Linked DNA regions of Homo sapiens: region 1 is linked to region 2. Evidence: read pairs that join two places in POLR2A ChIA-PET (ENCODE). Cell type or tissue: GM12878. All regions are shown on one strand. Links, peaks and the distances in the headings refer to the core of each region. The heading gives the core; the rest is flanking DNA. Region 1 overlaps GOLGA4 (golgin A4). Region 2 overlaps GOLGA4 (golgin A4).

What was found. ChIA-PET counts read pairs that join two places held together with the same protein. Peaks named below come from ENCODE experiments on the same cell type or tissue, not always from the same donor. Only the 100,000 strongest peaks of a DNase experiment are listed, where the experiment ranks them.
Region 1: POLR2A ChIA-PET joins it to region 2 with 7 read pairs; 7 of 35 experiments call an interaction of 5 or more read pairs at or near these places.

What each region holds. Positions count from the first base shown.
Region 1 is chr3:37,272,287-37,277,816 of GRCh38, reverse strand. The region is part of intron 2 of GOLGA4 (golgin A4); the gene reads right to left. It also overlaps the pseudogene TCEA1P2. Among named protein-coding and RNA genes, the nearest start is that of GOLGA4-AS1, 31 kb to the right of the region's middle. In GM12878, for the core only: no CTCF peak of the experiment used is centred there; no DNase peak of the experiment used is centred there.
Region 2 is chr3:37,322,121-37,327,299 of GRCh38, reverse strand. It overlaps GOLGA4 (golgin A4), which reads right to left. Exons shown (of 24, transcript NM_002078.5): 14 at 1-3,712. Among named protein-coding and RNA genes, the nearest start is that of APRG1, 56 kb to the left of the region's middle. RefSeq lists a silencer at 576-776. In GM12878, for the core only: no CTCF peak of the experiment used is centred there; no DNase peak of the experiment used is centred there; H3K27ac peaks cover 628 bases.

The DNA of each region.
Region 1 (5,530 bases), core at 332-5,331, 50 kb after region 2:
CTTTGCAACAGTGGCCTTTAAAGTATGCTAGAGCAAGTGTACCCTAGGGAACCTATGTCAAAACAATTTTTGTCTTACTCCAAACAGAAAAAATGGTACACACTTTAACAAAAGCAAAACTTAATTGTAAGATCTGTACTGTAAAGCTACTTGCTATAGCCCATATATTCAGTTTGTTCAACAATCTCACTCATTGACAGAAAAAGTCAGCAAATAAGACTTGGGACAAAATTATTTTCTATCAGTCTCCACATGGAAAGACCACCGCTTTAATGAATTATACAGTCCTTAAGATTAATCCTTGGTCAGTATAGATTTCCGAATCAAAATCTAGTCATGAACTGTTTACAATAGCTATACTACACTAAGATGCTAAACATTTTCTTTCCAGTATGTCTTCCTAAGAGGGGAAAAAAATAGTGGGAAGTTCTCATCTTTGCCTATGAGGGGATTTATGAAAAGCCTTCTAAACTACAACAGTGTTCTTCTGCAAAACTAAAACACATTATAAAGTCAAACAGGTAAATTAACAGGAAAACCAAACTGATCTCAATAAAGTCTTGTTTCCAAAAATCTATTAAGAACAAGTAATATACATGTACAAGAAATTACAAGAGATGATGATCACGGTTAGTTACAGATGCAAAATAATATCTAATATTCCAAGCTTGTGAACATAATAATTAAAATCAAATTCATAAGCTACCTCAAAATTATGTACATTTTAGATAAGCTGGTCAAGTATTATTTGAATACACACCATATTTGGTAAACCTAAAATTATATTACCTTTTCTCCTCCTTTAATATTTGTAGCTACATGCCAATATGGAAAAAAAAGTATTTTCATTTATGTATTAATAACAGAGAGTAACAGAATTTCTACTGTGTATGTTTCACAGTGTAAAAGAAAAAAAGTTAAGGTGTATTTTCCTTTAAGAAAGAAGAAATATTGCCAAGAGTTTAATTAATATCAACTTACTTATAAAAACAGAAAAAATATGTTTTGAAACAGGTACCATACAATTATTATATGGTCTCCCTACTGATCTGAAACTACAGAAGGCATTTAAGGAAGGGATGTTAGGTCAAAAACAAAGTCTAACTCAAGTTGCTTTAAAAATTTGATTTGCAGGAAAACTAGTTGCTTGGCCTAGTTTAAAGCTAGTTACAAAATCCGTTTTCTTAATGGTCCAGATATTTTGCCAATTCTTCCAACTCAACAGAACTTCCATCGATTTCCACATTCATTACAGACAACAAATGTTGTCACTGGTTCATCAGCACTACGGGTTTGTACCTGTGTGTAAGTGCAATTCTTCTTTTTACATTTGCCACATGTGAACAAGTCAGTCTGGGTCCCACCAGTCTTGGCCATCTGATGCTCTCTGATGGCTTCTTTGGTCAAGTTTTTCCACATCTCTTTCAGCTCATCACTAGCCATTTCCTCTGCTGTCATTCTAGCAAATAAGTCAGGAGGAATATTCCCACAGAGGACATTTTTCCTTAAATTTGGATTTTTTGCATCTTTAAGATTTGATATCCTACTTCGTACTCTATTTTTGTATTTCATGTCTGTATTCCTTATTTCTTGATATATAGCTTCTTCAATTTGAGATCCTAATTCTTCCTCATCAGCTCCAATTGCAATGTAGTCATCCCCTGTTCGAAGAGCTGCAGCAAGCATCTCCCTACACTTCAACTGCACAGAATCAGAAGTGCTTGGTGCCCGAGGAAAGGATGAAACATAAGTATCTCGAGCATTTGTCTCATCCTTTCTGTTGCTTACATTGCCGCTGGAAGTACTTTCTTCTCTTGCCTCAGGGCTGTTCTGCGATGTAATTGCAGGTTCTTTCTTCTTTTCGTCAAGGTCTTTCTCAGTTGATGGCCCATCTAATAATTTTTTCCAGGATTTGATGAGAGACTTTGCCAAAGATGTAACTTCCTCATCTGTACTCTGCTTGCGAATAGCATTAACTGACATTCCGATTCTTGTGGACTGCAGTAATTCCAGGGTCATAGGAATATTCTTAAGCTCCTTTAGCAAATCCAATGCTCCAGCCGCGTTCTTCTTCTGCACCATCTTGTCCATCTTCTTGGCAAAGCGGACCACTTCGTCCTCCATGGCTCCGGCAGGTCTTCTCCGCGCCCACCCCGCTGGCAAGGGGAAGTGGGCGAAGCTGGAGCGGAAGACACAGCAGGAGCGACCCCCGGCGCGCAGCAACCCCCACCACCGCAGGCCCGGGCCTAGGCCCCCTTCCTCACAAACGAAGCCCGCGGCCAATGATATTCTTTAAAGATCACTGGATATGTTCTGTACAGTGCTGTTTAGACTGATGCCTCCCAATATTTTACCCCTACTTCATGGCACTTATAGAAAATTATGTATTTCTAGAGAATTTGGGATTAACTGGAGTGGCTGCTCAAGACTAGAGTCAACAGACCCAGGGACTTGGGCTGTTCCCACAACCTGACCAGCCTCACTGACAGTTATGAGGATCTAAGCTCACAAGACACCTGTCCACAGAGTTTGGGAAGCTCATTTAAACATTTGTTTTTTTGGGGTTTTTTTTTTCTTTTTTTTTTTTTTTTTTTTTTTTTTGAGACGGAGTCTCGCTCTGTCGCCCAGGCTGGAGTGCAGTGGCGTGATCTCGGCCCACTGCAACCTCCGCCTCCCGGGTTCAAGCAATTCTCCTGCCTCAACCTCCTGAGTAGCTGGAATTACAGGTACCCGCCACCACGCCCAGCTAATTTTTTTTTGTATTTTTAGTAGAGACGGGGTTTCACCATGTTGGTTAGGCTGGTCTCGAACCCCTCACCTTGTGATCCACCCACCTCGGCCTCCCAAAGTGCTGGGATTACAGGCATGAGCCACCGCACCCGGCCCTAAACATTTGTTAGACAATACTTCCGAATGTTTTGTCTATGTAATTTAGTTCACAAATCATTCAGCTCATAAATCAACTTGTCTAGACTCATGCCCTGGGTTCACAGAATTAGAAATAATACTATTTTACATTAGGGACTACTAAGAACAACCAGGATGATGATAATAGTCATCACTAAAACCAAAGTCAGCAAATGTTCATCTCCAACACTGCTATCACAATTTTTTTTTTTTCCTTGAGACAGGGTCTCACTCTGTCATCCAAGCTGGAGTGCAGTGGTACAATCTCAGCTCACTGCAGCCTCCACTCCCAGGCTCAAGCAATTCACATGCCTCAGTCCCCTGAATAGCTGGGATTACAGGCACACACCACCACACCCAGCTAATTTTTGTATTTTTTTAGTAGAGACAGGGTTTCACTATGTTGGCTGGGCTGGTCTCGAACTCCTGGTCTCAAGCGATCCACCTACCTCAGCCTCCTAAAGTGCTGGGATAACAGGCATGAGCCACTGCGCCCAGCCTGCTATCATAATGATTTTTTTTTCTTCCTTTTTTGGAGGGGTTCAAACAAAAAATGACTTGAGCCCCTCTTTATAAATAACTTTTTAAAATCAAGGACAACCTAAACTCTAGTAGTAAAATACACTTTAAAGTAGAGAATACTTTAAAAGATCTCATTCCTTCATATTCCCCTTCCACCTTATATAACTCAGTATGTCTCTCAATATGGCTACCTCCATGATCTTTTATAACTATAAACTCAGATCACAGTTTTTCAAAAAGTTTTCACTTTCTCATAATTATTATTATTATCTTTTTTTTTTTTTTTTTGAGACAGAGCCTCACTCTGTTGCTCAGGCTGGAGTGCAGTGGCACAAACTCAGCTCATGACAACGTATGCCTCCTGGGTTCAAGCGATTCTCACGCTTCAGCCAACTAAGTAGCTGGGATTTCAGGCATGCGCCACTCCTGGCTGACTTTTTCTATTTTTAGTAGAGACAGAGTTTTGCCATGTTGGCCAAGCTAGTCTCGAACTCTTGGCCTCAAGCGATCCGCCCACCTCAGCCTCCCAAAGTGCTGGGATTACAGACAGGCGGGAGCCACAGTGCCTGGCCTTGCATTAATTTTTAAAATGAGAAATAATACAGTCTTGCTTTCATTTAAAACTTTTTCCAAGAAACCATGAGCAAACCTGTGTTTACCATATATACTGTACTGAATATTTGGACATCACCATTTCAATGTAAAGTCAGATGCTAATAATTAACACAGACTGACCAACACTCTGAAATGACTTGTTATTTTCTAAAATAACAATTAGTAACAGACCTGAGGAATGCTTGGTTCACTTCCATTAACACTGTCAGGAGATTTCGAGGCATGAGTAGATGCATTCTAAGAAAAAGAAAGAAACATTGTAAAGCAAAAGAACAAAAAACTAAAGGTTTAAAACTGTTAAGAATAAAGCCCATGTGCCAAGACCTATCAGATACATTTATCTATTAAACAAAATTAGTAATTGTTCATTTATTAGAATGTTTTCATGCAAGGCAAAACTATTGTAGTATGGTAAGTATTTTAGAAAATTCATTTTGCTGTAATACACAGAACTCAATAGCAAAGATTAGTATGTAGAAAAACCTATTTCAAGCTAGTCACATACCTCTTCCCATTATGTCCCCAGTTTTTCCCCCATAACAAAAATCAACATCAGGGAATCAATGCACAAATCTCACTCAAACAGAAAACTATCCAGAAAAGGAAGTAATTTCAATTTTTTCCTACAATAAAATAATACTCAAAATTATTTGGGCTAAGCTCTGAAAAATATCTTGATAGCAAGAAACGGTAATGTCTCATTCATTTGAAGTTAGCAATCTAAATGAAATGATAATTTTCAGAAGAACTTAAAAACCTCTTCTTCCACACGCGAAAGATTTTTGTTTTGTTCTGTTCTGTTGGTATGCCAAAGGCTCCCAGTTAAGCAACATTCTACTGATTACATCATACTGGCATAGATTTCATGATACTAGATGAGATTCTTTGAGGTTCAAAATTCTACACTGCATTTATAATACATTGTCTAACTAAAATTAGTTAGAACTATAGAAGTAACTCATGATAAAATAACTTCCATGTTTTAAACAAAAATATTCCACCAAATGCCAACCACTATGTTTCAGTAGTTACATCTTGCATTTCCCCTTGGTCTAGAGCTGACCAAGGAAAGGCAAATATCTGACCTAACTTATTCTTAAGTGAAAAAGGTGCTCAGTTTTGCAAACGTGTTTTCTACTTTTTGAACATTGATTAAGTAGTTTGATGGTAGGAAATTATTAATTTTTAGGTGTGATAAATAATATTGTGGCTAAAATTTTTTAATCCTTTTTTTCTGAGACAGGGTCTTGCTCCATTGCCCAAGATGGAGTGCAATGACATGCTCACAGCTGACTACAGCCTCAAGCTCCCAGTCTCAAGGGATCCTCTCACCTCAGCCTCCTCAGTAGCTGGGACTACAGGTGTGCATTACCAGGTCCAGCTAATTTTTGTACTTTTTGTAGAAACAGGGTTTCCCCATGTTGCCCAGGCTGGTCTCAGGTGATCTGCCCTCCTCAGCTTCCCAAAATGCTGGGATTACAAGTGT
Region 2 (5,179 bases), core at 1-5,000:
TTTTTTCTTCAAGCTCCTCTTGAAGATGACCTATCATACTTTGATCTTCATGTTGCTTTGCCTCAGCATGTTCTAGCTTTATTAAGCGCTCCTGGTATTGGCATCGCATTTCAAAATGAGAAGAAACTGTCTCTTCTTTTTCCTGCCCTACCCTCTGCAATAGCTTTTCTTTTTCAGTTAAGTTTCTTTGTAAAACACTGATTTTTTCTTCATATGTCTTCTGCACACAGCCTTGGGAATCTGCTTCTTCTTGTTCAGTATATGCTGCCACATTTTTTGCTGATCTGGGTACAATTAATGTTTCTGACTGTGAACTTTCCACTGACTTAAGTTTTTCTTCCAAGATGTGAACTTCCCTTTCTCTTTCCTGCAATTTTGTATTTAGCTCACTCAAATGGCTTTCTGTACCTTTTTTATACTGTTCTTCTTTCTCTTCCATTTGAGATAACAACTGCTTCTTAATGGCAGCAATTTTTTGTTCAGCTTTTCTCTTCAACTCTGCTAATTTTGCAGCACTTTCTGACTCAAGCCTATCTTCCAATGCCTTTAACTCCTCCTCTTTGCTTTTCACACTTAAATTCACATGTTCTAATTCTTTCTTCTTAGTTTCAAGTTCAGCTTTCATGGAATAAACTTGGTTTTCAAGTGTTAAGATTTTTTCTTCAGCTTCTTTAACCCTGTTGTCCTTTTCTTCTCCTAACTCTTGAAAATGTTGAAGTTTCTGAACCAATTCTTTGTGTTCAATATCCTTTTGTTGATTGTAATTTTTAAGAACTTCATTTAAGGACTCTATTTCAATAGTTTTCTGGGTAATATGGTCCTCTAATTCCATAATTCTTGCTGTTTGAGACTTTAACTCTGTTTCTAAATTAGACTCCTTTTTCTCCATCTTGCTCTTGTCGTCTTCCATTTCACCCTTTAAACAATCAAATCTTTTATTTTGCTGATCAAGCTCTTCCTTCAATAAATTTATCTGCTCATCCTTTTCATAAGCTTCCTTTGATTTTAACTCAAGCTGGATCTGCAATTCTTTAACAGTGTTTTGATGCTGTGTAAATCTTGACTGTGCTTTCTTCTTCCATTCTGAGAATTTATTGGACCAGTCATCTACCTGCTCAAGAGCAGAAATTTTCTCTTTACTCAGAGTGTCAACTTTAAAAGATAAATCTTGCACCTGATCCAGCAATTCACATTTTTCTTCATCATACTGCTTTCTTAGTGATGAAATGGCTGCTTCTTTTTCGGATAGGCTGATGCTATTTTGAAGCTGAACATTCAAATCAGTTAGTTGTTTACTAAGACTGCTAATCTCAACTTTTTTTTCTTTAAGCTCTTCTTTCATCAATGTGACAGCATTGATGTTTTCAGATAACTCTTTCTTCAACTGTGTTATACAAGACTCCTTTTCAGAAGCAGCCTGTTGCTGATTGCCTCCTTCCTTCTGTAAGGCTTCTTTTTCTGTTACAAGACTTTCAATATCAGCCTTCATGCTCTTAATTTGATTTTCTTTTTCTTCTAACTGATGAGTAGCCTGTTGAAAAGAAATATTTAGTGTATTTTGCTCCTCTGTCAACTGTCTAAGTTGTGCTTCTAATTCAGAAACTGTGCAAGTTTTAATTAACAGTGCCTCCTTAACTTTAGTTGTACGGTGCTGACAATGAGAAATCCTAGAAAGAATGGCATTAGTTTTACTACTACTAATGTTGATTAGCTCATTTGTTTTAGCTTCTAATAAGGCTTCGGTTTTCTTACAGCAAATATCTAGCTGAATCGCTAGTTCCTCAGACAGTTTTTTAAATTCCAAGCTCTTGTCCTCTAGGCTTTTGTTACTTTTTTCATGTGAAGATTTCAAACTCTGGAATTCTTCATCTGTGGTTTTCAACTTGCTAGTCAACTCAGAAACCTTCCGCTTATCTTCTTCTGCCAGCATCTTCAGTTCAACTAGCTGCTCTTGAAGAAAAGTATTTTCCTTCAGAGACTTATTCAAGTCAACCTCTAGCTTTTCAAGATGAGCTTTCAGTTTAGTTTCATCTTGTGCAAGAGAATTCACATGGGCAGACTTCTGCTTTAACTGTTCCTGTAATTCATTTAATGTTGTATCCTGCTTAACACCTTCTTCCTTCAGCCATGTTATTTCCTTGTTCATCTCTTCTTTTTCACACCCAAATAGGAGGATCTTTTGTTTCAGTTCTGCTACCTCTTGTTCTTTTTCCTGTAATTGGATTTCATGTATTTCCTGAAGTTCTTCAGCTTGCTGATTAAGTTTCTTTTCCCAGATTGATATGACATCATTGAGTTCTCGTCGATGAACCTCAGTAAGACTTTCTATTTGTTCTTTTTGGTTTGTTTCCAGTCTTGACACTGCATCACTGATTCCAGCTGAGTTAGCCTGTGCCATTTCCAGCATTTTGGCATTAAACTGTTTTTCTTTCTGACTAAGCTCTAGAGCAGTATTTTCAAGCTCTTTCTTAAGTTTGGCTTCCTGATCCAGTAATTTTTTCTTTAACGTTTCTTGCATCTCCTTTGCTTTCTGCTTAACTTTTTCCATCTTTTTTTCTTGGTTTTTAAATTTGGTTTCATATTCCTCATTCAAAATATGAATACTGTCCTCCTTGGCTGACAATTTCTGTGTGAGTATCTCAATTTCTTTCTTCTGTCCTTCTCTCATTTGTAAAATCATATTTTCCTTTTCCACCAAGATTTGCTTTGTCTGTTCCTGTTCTTTGTTACCATCTTCAAGTTTGGACTCATAGACTTGGGTTAAAGATTTTACTTTTTGCTCCATTTCACTATTTTGTTTTTCAAGTTGCTGCATTAAGTCCTGCACCTGGATTTTGTGAGCATCTAACTCAGTACAAACATCTTTCTTTTGTGCTTCAACTTCAGCAACCTGTTTGGTAAGAAGAATTCTTTCTGTTTCCAAATCCAACAACTTCTGCTGCAATTGGGCCAACTGTTCCTCATATGCTTTTGTCTGCTCATGTGTGGCACTCTGGTAAGACTGAAAAACGTCCAGCTTAGCAGATGCCTGCTGGAGTTCCCCTTCAGACCTTTTAATATCTGCCTCTAAATTTTCTACATGAGCCTGATGCTCTTTCAAATGCTTGTCCCTTTCCTTCAAGAGAAGCTCAAGTTGATTAATTTGATCTTTTAATGCCTTCTCAGTCCTCTGGATAGATACCTCGTGTTCTTTAATGATACTGTCAACTTGCTGCTGGTGATGATTTTTCTGTTCATCCATCTTGGCCTCTAATTCCTGCTTCATTTTATCTGTTTGATCTTTCAGAACAGAAAGTTCCTCTTCTAGTTTGTGACGGGCTTTTAATACTTCTGACAGTTCAGAAGATAATGATTCTAGTTCTGTTTGCTTCACATCAAGCTTTTCTAAAGTCTTTTCATTCATTTCTTCTATGTGGGCCTGGAAGATAATCTCTTTGTCTTTCAACAATGTTTCTTTTTCTTGTTCACACTTTTCCCTAAGTTTTTCCATTTCAGTCTGATATTGTTGCTTTAAGACTTGGAGTTTTTCAGTCCAAAGGGCATCCTGCTGATGCTTAAGGCTTTCCAATTCTGTCTTGTGTTTTTCAACCATGACTGTAATCTCCTTATTGTGCTTATTTTTTTCAGCTTCCAGATGAACAGCCAAATCTTTTGACTGATTTTTGTTTTCTTGTAAGCTTTTTTCCAAAGAACTTTCCAATTCAAGAATTCTCTGTTAATTAAAAACAGATGCATTTTTATTAAAGTACGTACTTGTCTACTAACAATGATACACAGACATGATGTCTACCACCTACCTGAAGATCAAAATTATCATACCAAACACTAGAAAAGACAAAGAATCTATGCTCAATTACTAAAGGAATCATATAACAAAGAAAAGATTATGGCAAGGCACAGTCCAACAGTTTGGGAGGCCGAGGTGAGCAGATCACTTGAAGCCGGGAGTTTGAGACCCAGCCTGACCAACATGGCAAAGCCCTGTCTCTACCAAAACATACAAAAATTAGCCGGGCATGGTAGCATGCGGCTGTAGTCCCAGCTACTCGGGAGGCTGAGGTTGGGGAATCCCTTGAACCCAGGAGGCAGAGGCTGCAGTGAGCCGAGATCATGCCACTACACTCCAGCCTGGGCAACAAAGCGAGACTCCTCTGTCTTGGAAAAAAAAAAAAAAAAAAAAAAAGACAAAAGGAAAGAAAAGATTACATGTTTAACCCAACTCATACTTTCAGATTCTTTCTATTTACTTGGGGAACCTTTTCAGCTACCTACATTTTCAATAATACTTTAACTGGATAGTAAAAAGAAATAAACCATAAAATTCATAACAGTAACTTCTGGTAGGAAGATTGGGGTTTTTTCCAATTTTTAAGGCCTACATAGTATTTTATTATTCTCATAATTTTAGAAGAAAAAGAATGTATGATTTTTCCACCTTCAAAATTATCATTTGGAAGGTTCTTTTTTTTTTCATAAAGAAGGAACTTATATGAATTTTAACAAAGATTATTATTATCTCATGAAAATGTAATTTTGACTCTGAAGGAGTTAAATAAGGCAGAGCCACAGAATGTCAGAGCTGGAAAGGTCCTAGGGTCCTAAGGAATTACTGAATCTAATCTCTTCATGTGACAGGTGACGAAATTAAAGTACAATTAATTTAAAAATCTAACAAGTGGAAGATCTAGGCCTCCTAAGTGTCCATTTCACCCACCATGGAACCTTTTGCAAGTGTTAGTGATGGAAAAATTAAGCATGGTTTAGAACTATGAGTAAGAAGTATGACTGTTTTACTATCTAAATCAGAGCAAAAAAGCTAACAAGTCTAAACATCAGTTAGTTTTCAAAATAGGTTGTACATTTCAAATACTGCTAAGGAAAGGATCAGACAGGGCCTTTAAAAAAACGTACACTCTGGGACATACACACAAATATGTTCATTACGGGACTATGTTTAGTATGGAAAAACTGGGGAAACCAAATGCAAAAGCCACACACTAGTGTAATTAAACTGTGATATAAGCAGAGGCTGGATTACGTTCAGGACATGGCATAAGATAAACCTGGACAAGCAGAAAGGTGCCAGGGCAAGTATTGCCTACAAAATGAGCCCACTTCCTAGACATCAAGGGTGAGTATGCAATGGAGATGCTGCAGGGTCAGTGAAAAGCAGCAGACT